2 separate regions of the Homo sapiens genome follow, and region 1 is linked to region 2. Evidence: chromatin contacts called from ENCODE Hi-C or POLR2A ChIA-PET data. All regions are on one chromosome and are shown on one strand. Each heading gives the region's core, a stretch centred on a gene start or an enhancer-like site at or near the end of the contact. The rest is flanking DNA. Distances are from core to core; before and after follow the strand shown.

Region 1 (4,718 bases), core at 1,248-3,747, 260 kb before region 2:
AACAATAGTGTAATGGGAGAACTGAATCCCAATAAGGACTCTAATAGCCCTCCTAATAATTCATACCATGTCCTCAAGTGAATGCCATATTGTATTTCAGGAGTTTTTTTTTTTTTTTTTTTTTTTTTTGAGATGGAGTCTCACTCTGTCACCCAGGCTGCAGTGCAGTGGCAGAATCTCAGCTCAGGAGCCTTTTCTAATTTTAAGGAGGATAAATGGGATTAATTGCAAGAGGCCGCAGATTTAGTATGGAACCAAAAGTTTGATTATAGATTTGATAATTAACTCATTCTTAAACTCCAGAAATACTATCTAACTACTGTATAATTGGAGTAGACAAATCAGCCATTAAAAAAAAATGGAACTTTGTGAACTAAGCCAAATATTTAATGGGCACTCTGCTTGTATTTGGTAGAGTGAGAGAGAATGAGTCAGGATGACTCATCAGGTTTAACAGGTTTCCCAACTGCTGGACAAAAGCTAAATGTCCATTATTTTTCATTAAAATCTCCCGGATTTTTTTATTATTATCTCCTGGGGATCTTCATGGCAGCTATCTGCAACTATCTTGAATTATCTTACGCATACCTAGGGAAAGGGCTGAATAATACAATCCCATATCAAAATTATTTTTAAACTTTAAACATTTTAATACACTGTATTAAAAAATACTATGCTGCCCTTTTAGATCATTCTACCCCTAAATCACTCATGCTAAAGTACTATATTGCCATTTTAGAGAAAGAGAAAGCAGTGCTACCATTTTTTTTTTCAAAATTTTAGTTAGCATGTAGTGAGTATCAGAAAGACACTAGTTACAGGATTTACCCATATCTCAACCTCACTCTACAACTATCATGGAGAAATGAACACAAGAAATGGAGCTGGGCACTTCCATAAAACAGCAATTGAGGAATGAGCAGCACTGTGCTGTTGCTGTACCCAAACTAAGAGCTTAGAGGTAGTGAGAAAAACCAAGCTGTGCAATAAGTCTAATTCAGTTTGGACTTATCTCCCATGCTTAATGATCAGTGTAAAAGAACTGCAACCTTCAGCTTATAGTCAGCAACCACAACCCCTTTCTCACAGACCTGTAATTTTTTTTTTTTTTTTTTTTTGAGACGGAGTCTCACTCTGTCACCCAGGCTGGAGTGCAGTGGCGCGATCTCGGCTCACTGCAAGCTCCGCCTCCCGGGTTCACGCCATTCTCCTGCCTCAGCTTCCCGAGTAGGTGGGACTACAGGCGCCTGCCACCACGCCCGGCTAATTTTTTGTATTTTTAGTAGAGACGGGGTTTCACCGTGTTAGCCAGGATGGTCTCGATCTCCTGACCTCGTGATCTGCCCGCCTTGGCCTCCCAAAGTGCTGGGATTACAGGCGTGAGCCACTGTGCCCGGCCACAGACCTGTAATCTTTATTAAAAACAAAAAAACAAAAAAAAAACAAAAAAAAACTGCATTATAAATTCTGGACTTGGTGTTTTGTTAATCTTCCTCTATTAAATCCTTACAACTCTTCCTTGAGAGTAGGTATCACTATTCTTCCTATTCTTCAGATGAAGTTCAAAGATGCAGGAGACTTGACCAAAGGTTAGCTCGCAACTAGGGGTTGGGGAGAAGCACCTTTGAAACAATGCAGACCTGCCACTTCTCTCCTGGGCATGGTCTAACACAGACATGAGTTCAAATAGTTCAGAGGGCAGTGAACTGGGACAAACGCTTGGCTTAACTGCCAGCCTCTGCTGCCCGGGGGCTGCGTGACCTTCGGCATTCGGACTGCAGTGGCACCCTCTCTAAAGGGAAGGTCATCCCGCCACCAACCAGATGATCTGCAAGGGCCCTCCAGGCCCCACCATCCACGTGCAGCAGGGTCCACGTTCTGACCACCTGGCAAACCTGGTGCGATGGGGGAAAGCTAGCCAGGGCCCTCCTTCACTCACGGCATGGTCATTTAAGTAGCTGGGCGGCCTGATTCGATCCTTGTCTCCTCTTCAAGGTGCAAAATGTACCACCCTGGGCCCGCCCCTGTGGGCAGCTAGGTTTTGCAACCGCGCCCCCAGAGTCTACTGCGGGAAAACTAGGGAAGAAGCCCAGGCGTTCATGGCTCATTGCGTCCCGCTCTACCTCTGTGGTTCTTTGGGAGCGACCCCCGGGAAGCGTCCAAAGTGGAGTTCCCACACACGCTGCGAACCCACAGCCGGTTTTCTCTGAACTCGCGTCCCTGAGTCCGGGAGGTGGAGGCGGAGAAAAGGGTGCGGAGCGACCCCACGCAGGGCCGCCCCCCCTCCCACCAGCGCGTCCTGCCGCGCCGGCAGCCACAGGCTGGCATAGCGGCTGCCGACCCGCCCTCGTTCCTCCACCCCCTGAACGGGACTGCTGGGCCCGCCCCGCCCCGCCTGCAGGTGAAGCGGCCGCAGCCGCCGAGTAGGTGCGTGGGGATGATCTCACTCGCGCGCTCCGCGCCAGGAGGAGGAGGAGCGGGAGCGGATCCAACTTCCGGGTAGTGGAGCCGCAAGCCACCGGCATCTTGCTTTTTCTTCCCCCTCCTCCTGTGTGCCCCGCGCCGCTCCCTCTTTCCCTTTTATTCCCGGCCCCACCCGCCAAAATGAACAGCTCGGACGAAGAGAAGCAGCTGCAGCTCATTACCAGTCTGAAGGAGCAAGGTAGGCAGCACGCGGGCGCCAGGTGTGGGCAGCCGCGGCCCGTGGGCGGGGACGGCCCCAGGGCGCTGGGGCCAGGGCAGTTGGAAGCCGGGCGGGAGACGTGGCGGCCGCCGTGGTCACCGCAGTAGCTCCGTCACCCGCAGAGAAGCGTCCTCCGTGGCCGGCGCGCCTGGGAAAGCTCTGGACCGAGGATAACGCGGAGTGTCGGGGCTAGTCAGGCCCCGCAGCTCGAGACCCGCTGCCCGCTGGTTGCGTTTGCTGGCGATCGGGGGCTGGGGGAAGGGACGAGGATTCAGTGCGGACGAGGTTGCACAGTGCCACCTTCCTTGCCGGAGAAGCGGGTGGGGCAGGATATTTTGGCTGCTTTGGGCGGCTCAGCTAGCTTGGCCCCACCCTTACACATTTGTTGGCGCTGGGTGGCCTGTAGGGCTGTTTCACACCCTTCCCAGCTTTTCGTTTGGATTCGGTCTAGTTCCTCTTTCCTTGCCCAGCTGGGATTTTCAGGCCATAATTTTTTTTTTAATCACTTCTCAATTTTAGCAGTTTATTAGTCAGCAAGGTCAACATCCTGCCAGTGTTGAGCTTTCAGAATTAACAGGGTTGACGCTGGGCGAAGGAGAGCCAGGCCATGCGCACGCATTTCTGTACTGCTTGGTAACTGGGGATTATCCTTTAATAAAGACCTGCTTCAGTCAATCATTTTTTTCATCAGTTACCACACTTCTGAACCAAACCAGATCAACAACCAAATGCTAACCTATCACATTTAAACACTTATCATTATTACCCTGACCAAAGGGTGGTCTGCGAATGTGGGTCAAGACAGGGAGGAACCAGCCGGGTGCGGTGGCTCACGCCTGTAATCTCAGCAATTTGGGAGGCCGAGGCAGGTGGATCACCTAAGGTCAGGAGTTCGAGACCAGCCTAACCAACATGGAGAACCCCTATCTCTACTAAAAATACAAAATTAGCCGGGCGTGGTGGTGCATGCCTGTAATCCCAGCTACCCGGGAGGCTGAGGCAGGAGAATCGCCAGGAGGCGGAGGTTGCGGTGAGCCAAGATGGCGCCGTTGCACTCCAGCCTGGGCAACAAGAACGAAACTCCATCTCCAAAAAAAAATAATAATAATAAATAATAAAGAAATAAAGGGAGGAACCATACAGATTTAAAGGAAGTAAAAATGTGTAGGAACATGTACTTTTCTGAATGTCTTGCTGACAAGACCATGTAATGGAAGGATCCCTGCTCTGTGGCAAAACCTGGTATTTAGTTGCAGCTCTTTCACTTCTCTTGGCCCAGCTCACCTGCTCTGTGAACTTGGAGGAGTCTCTTTCCTTCCGTGGATCTTCTGGTCAATCAAGGCCGACCTGACTAAAGGCGAGGGTGAAACTGGAGGACTTTCTGAGGTCCTGTCCAGTACTCTTACCTGTTGTTGCGTAAAACCACAGACACCGTTGGGAAGTGCTCCCGGATTCCTCTGAAGCCACACTCTGGCAAACAAATTTCAACATTACTGTTTACTGTGTGACCCTGGGGAAATTATTTAACCTCTGAAATGGACATAACACATTCTTCTGTGATATCCAGCATCTAGAAAGTGCTGGATAAATGTTAGTCTCTTTGGCCTTCCCAGCACCTTTACCTGGCATCCTAGATTAGCCTGAGGTCATAAAGTCACAAGCATCAGTGAATTTAGTGGGTGGACAGAATGCCTTTATCTGAAGTTTCTCAAGTGTTTTAGCGAGGGACTGGATTCTACTGACTGGTATTTTATATTTAATACACCTTCGCCCAACCCAAAACATTAAAACTTGATTCATATTCTAGATTTGTGGAGCTTTCATTATAGGTAATATCTGTCAGTGGATATCAGATCTTCTTATGGTTGGTCAGTTTTCGAATAATGATAAACATAAAAAAATTTTCCCTTTCATTTCTTGTATAATCAAGGGTCGATTAACAATGTAGATAATCTGCAAATTGCTTATATTTGATTTCGGAACACATTCTCCATTCCTATGTTGGGTTTGAGGCCTGACAAAAAGGATTTCTATA
Region 2 (5,177 bases), core at 2,075-4,574:
AGTTTGGTCATCTGTACAATGGGGTTAACAATACTACTGACCTTGGAGTTGTTGTGATAAGTGCTAAGATAGGAGTGATGGGGGGTTGGGCACAGAGGAGAGAGGAGGGGCCTCATGTGATCTTGGAGGGCTAGGTGGTGTCCTGGAGGAAGTGCCATCCAAGCTGAGGCCTGTAGGAAGAGACAGGGTTGGTTACCTGGCAAAACTAGAGGAGAATCGGCTTCCAGTGGAGGCACTGGCTCTTTGGGGACCTGAGGGCAGGCCCTTGAAGCTGGAGTGACCAGCAGGAAGGGAACTAGAAGGTGGTCACTTGGCTCTGGGCTGGGCCACTTTTTAGGACTTGAGTATCCAACCGAGATGTGTAACATTCTCTCCACCAGCTACCACAGTCTACAGCCTGTGGAGGGTGTGGAGGGTGGAGAAGAGATGGTATAGAGGGTGCTGCAGTGTACCCACAGAGAGCACTGTGAGGAGGAGTCTTTGGAGGGGAGCTTGAGGGAACTTGGTACAGAGCAACCTCCCAGGAGTCTGGGCGTGCCCTGAGACAGCTGGGGCTGTGGAAAGGCATGAGCCCTGGGGGTCAGCAGAATGTCTGTGTGCTGGGCTGTGTTCCCGCTTCACTTACTGATTCAGCCAGTCAAGCATCAAGGATTTATTAAGTGCCTGCCATGTACCAGGCGCTGTTCTAGACACAGAGATGCAGAACTGGCAACACAGTCCACGATCTTGCTCTCCTGGGACTTACTTCCCAGTGGGGGCGAGGCAGCAGTTTTAGATAGAGTGTTCTGGGAGGAGCAAGCCACGTGATTGATTCTCTTGAAGGATGTGTCCGGGGGAGTGACCCCCCAGGTGGGGCCTGTGTGTGTTTGGGCTTTGGGGGGAATGGGAGAGTGGAAGGAGCTGAGGTCACTGAGGCATCAGGAGGCCAATTTGTGTAGGACCTGGTAGCAGGAGAATGACATGCTCTCTCTCTGGCTGCTATTGGGGAAGAAGACTCCAGGGAGGAAGGTGGGAACCCTTCCTTGATGTGGCGTGCTGAGCCTTGAACCCCAGCCTTGCTGCTGATGGCCAGAGGATGCCTGAACAGGTGCCTCAGCCTTTGAATGCTTCCTTTTCCTCTCCTGCAAAACCGCAAGGGCCACCATGAGAACTAGGTGAGACCACAACAGCCCCTCGCTGGCGGGCTGGATGGTGTGCTCAGCAGGGCGCGTTGTAATTAGTGTGATGAGCATGAAGGCCGTGAGGGCAAATCCCAGGCAGAGTGTGCGCTGCCTTTCATGCTCCCCTGCAAATCAAAAGTGTTCTGCTCTCTGCCCCCAGCACTGGGGCCTGCATGTCACCTCCCATCCTTCTCACGCACCCTCATGTCACTGTGGCTGGGAGTCCCATGAGGGCACGTGGCGCCCAAGGCCCTTCCACAGCAGGAGGCAGATGTGCAGGGGCTACGGGTTTCTGCTGCTTCTGACAGGCTGTCAAGGCCAATGTCCTGATGCCCTGGTCTGATGGGGAGGAACGAGTGCCTTGAGGACACTGAGGAGGGCCCCCCTGGCCAGCATGGGTATGCAGGGGAGCCTTCCTGGAGTTGGGCAGTCCATGATGAGAAGGAGAAGTTCTTAGGTTGCTGGTGGTGGTGAAATGAGAGGACGGGTGATCCAGGCATCAAGCACATTTTCATGTCTTTGAAATACCAGCATAAGAGAAGCAGGGGTGGGTGAGAGGGATTGAAGAATCAGAGCGGCTGTAGCTGGAGCTGGAGTAGGGTGGGGACAGACCAGATCACAAAGCATGGACTGAAGGGGTGAGACAGGAGGGCGGGGGAGCTGTGGGCAGGCTGTCGCAGGCACGTAGGCAGGAAGGGCCCTCGGGGGCCATCAGTGACTTAATGATTTTTACCATGTGCTAGATCCCAAGCTAAGCATGTTACATGCATAGTCTATCTAATCTTCAGTTTTATGAAGTGGGTTCTCCTGTTATACCCATTTCGCAGATGAGAATATTGAGGCTCAGATAGGTTAAATAACTTGACTGTGGTTTCATGCACAGCCAGGAACTGTCCATTTGGGATTTTTAATGCAGGCAGACAGAAGACAAGTTTTGTGTTTTGAACTTGTCACTCTGCCATCACCTTCTGGTCTCCAGGCTCTCGCAGCAGCTCTCTGCCCATTCCGTCATCCATAACGCTCTCGCAGCAGCTCTCTGCCCACTCCGTCATCCAGAACGGGATTGTACGATGAAGCCTCCCCTAGGTGATCTTTGGGAAATGCCACCCATCTCTGGAAGTGAGGGATGCTGGTGGTTACAGCTGGGTGGGAATCCCAGCTCCGCGACTCACCTGCTGGGTGTGATATTGTAACCCTGCCGATCCTCAGCTTCCTTATCTGCAAAATGTTAGTTATGGGGAGGAAAGGAGATAGAGGTAAAGCACCAGGCAGGTAGCACAGTGCCAGGCACCCGGAAACGACCCAGTGACGGTGCTCCTCGGATTCCTATTACTGCCCTCGTTTGCCAAGGCAGGGTGGTGACACCGCGGACCCAGGGGGTGCCTGGCCAGGCCCAAACAGGTGCCAGCGGCGCGTGTGTGTGGAGGAGCTGGGGACAGGGAGTATGAATCATTCACAACTGAAGCCTTGCATTATTAATATCGTTATTCTCAGACTTCTAAGGAGGGCCCAGCTGGATCCCATATATGGAAGGCGCGACTCAGCCTCCGGGGCAAGCACCTCCCTGGGTCCGGAGTTGCCATGGAGTCCCGCAGGCGGCCTGGAGGCGGTGCCCCGGGCTCGGCCCCCGCGCAGGTCCTTGGTCTGCGGCCTGGGTCCTGCCCGCGCCGGGGTCCACCCAGCCCGCCTTTGCGCCGGCCCAGGGCCGCTCCCCTGGGACCCTGGGGGACAGACAGAAGCTGGTGGGGACTGGCGCGGGCGTCCTCGGGAGAGCGCCGGGCGCGCTGGGCTTGCTGAAGGGCTCCAGGCCTGGCCATTCGGTGACTTCCAAAGAGGGGACGCGCCGCGGGGCCCCGAGGGCCTGAAATCCGCTCCCGCAGCGCAGCCCCGGGCGCGCCACTACCCCCGCCGCGGTCGACTGCGGGGCGACCGCTCGGTCCCGAAGCCGGGAGAGGAGAGGCCGGGCCTCGGCGGGCCGCTCTGGGCGGGCGGGGAGCGCAGCTCCGGAGCCAGGCAGTTCCCCGCGCCCGCCTTCCCCGACCTTTCCCGGCCGGCCCGAGCTCGGAGGGGCGGGGCGCCGGGCGGGCCGGGGCGGGGCCCGGGGAGGAGCCGTGGCTGCGGCGGCTGCCGCGTCAGAGCAGCGCTCCCGCTGCCCGGCGGCTCAGACACGGCCCGAGCGCCGCCGCGGACGCGGACAGAGACCCGCACGGGCACGGGCGCTGCGCTGGAGGCTCCCCTCGCGGTCCGGGGCTGCGCGACCATGGCGGACAAGGAGGCCGGCGGCAGCGACGGGCCCCGAGGTGAGCGCAGGCTGCGGGTCCTGCGGCCGCGGCTGGCGGGGCAGGGAGGGAGGAGGCGCGCTTGGCCCAACGCTCCGCACCCCCTCGCGCGCCGTGGAAAAGTGGGGACGCCCGCGCTGCATCCAGTTCTGGCGGGCGGGGCCGGGGTCAGCAGCAGCGGGGCCGGGGGCCGGGGTCCGGTGGACCGGAGACGGCCCGCGGGTCACATGTTCTGCGCCCCGCCAGGGTGCGGACTCCGCGGCGGGGACTGCAGCCCCCGCTGAGGCGCCTGGTTGGTCCCTGCCTCGGGTGGCGCCTCCTGCGGGGCTGGTCGCGCGTGCGGGTGAGGACCGCCCCGCGTGTGCAGCCCCCGCGCGATGGGCTGCGGAGGCCGGCGCTGGCTGGGTAAAGGGCCCGCCGCCGGGTGGCCGGGTGGCCCCAGCGGGTAATTTTCGTGACTCAGCGAGGCAGGAGTGGGAGCCTGGGGGAAATCGGAGATTTGGACCTGTTCCCTCGCCCCATCCCACCCCGGCCGGACGCTCGAGCCAGGAGTGGGGGCTGCAGCTGCGGCCGAAGGGCTTCTCACCCACCTCCCCGCCCATCCCCAGGGACTCACTGGGCTGGGGAAGGGTGAAGCGGCGGGGGTTCGATGGTCCCTTCCTTGCGGGGGGCAGGGGGAGGCACCCAGTGCGGAGGACAGACGCTCGCATTTTGCAGATGTGCTAGGGCCGCTTTCTTTGGGGAGCGTGATTAGGGCTCCGAAGGGTGGGGGAGCCGGAGAGGACGGGGAAGGGGGTTGCGGGAAGAGGACGAGCAGGTTTCGGAGCCCAGGGCTGTAAATCAAGGCTTCTCCCACGGAGGGCCCGGCTGGCCAGGATTCCAGTCTTCCTGTGGGTCCCAAGTGGGGAAAGTTGGGCGCATGGAGGCGCCGCGCGTCCCTGACCTGCAGGGCCTCGGCGAGAGCGGCCGCCGGGGAGAGGAGCGCGGCCCAGGCATCTTTCCCGGGAGCGACAGGCAAGCCGCCTGCGAGGATGATATTAAAATGCCGGGACGCAAGGGAGATTCAGCCACGAAACGAGCGCTTGGCTCTGCGGGGCCCCAAAAGCTGGAGAAACTGAGTCCAGTGGCAGCACAGCCACCATCTGCGCTGGGTTCCCTGTCTTGCTGTCGGGCCTGCGGCCCCCACCCTCTGCTGCACTCCAAGCCGCACCTGCCCCCACCCCAGCCCATTGTTCCTGCGGATCAGGGAGGTGCCTCCCCACGCGGCACTGCAGTGGTGGGGGAGTGCAGGGTGGCGGGTGGGGGATCCTGACAGGGCTCACTCCAGGGAGAGGCAGCGGAGAGCCCAGGCCGTCCCCAAACACACACCCAGTCCCCGCCTGTACTCTTCCTCAGCTGGTGAACGCAGGCAATGGACTGGCAGCTGTCTTTGTCTGAACATCACTCAGCAACTGGATTGACTCTTTTTTTTTTTTTTTTTTTTTTTTTTACTTTTTTCCTTTAAGTCAGAAAATAAAAAAATTTTTAGGACGATAAGTAGGGGCGTTGAATTGCTAAAGCCTGAGAATTACTGAGCCAGTTTCTTGCCTCTCATGCTGGGATAGGGTGGGCGATGATACCAAATACAAGGTTGGGCATAGGATTTGTCAAATCAGAAGTGGGCAGGAATGTGTACCCACTCCCCACACCTTTCCCAACACTGTTTTGTCTTGTAAATCAAATTCAGCACCCCTATCCT

What was found. A loop is a pair of places that touch in the nucleus more often than their neighbours do. ChIA-PET counts read pairs that join two places held with the same protein, here RNA polymerase II (POLR2A). Pooled maps may share reads with other maps.
Region 1: a loop to region 2 is called in a pooled map, with 2.7 times the contacts of the local background. The contact joins the promoter of SHTN1 here to the promoter of HSPA12A in region 2. A Hi-C loop is called at or near these places in 1 of 168 maps with a recorded cell type or tissue (lower leg skin) and 3 of 50 pooled maps. POLR2A ChIA-PET finds 5 or more read pairs at or near these places in 1 of 52 experiments (Caco-2).

The regions. Positions count from the first base shown.
Region 1 is chr10:117,002,966-117,007,683 of GRCh38, reverse strand. SHTN1 (shootin 1) reads left to right here and starts at 2,497. Exons shown (of 17, transcript NM_001127211.3): 1 at 2,497-2,662. The coding sequence starts at 2,605. RefSeq lists silencers at 2,321-2,400, 2,631-2,740, 2,612-2,906 and an enhancer at 2,721-3,414.
Region 2 is chr10:116,740,713-116,745,889 of GRCh38, reverse strand. HSPA12A (heat shock protein family A (Hsp70) member 12A) reads left to right here and starts at 3,324. Exons shown (of 12, transcript NM_025015.3): 1 at 3,324-3,460. The coding sequence starts at 3,421. RefSeq lists enhancers at 2,051-2,754, 2,755-3,459 and a silencer at 3,010-3,459.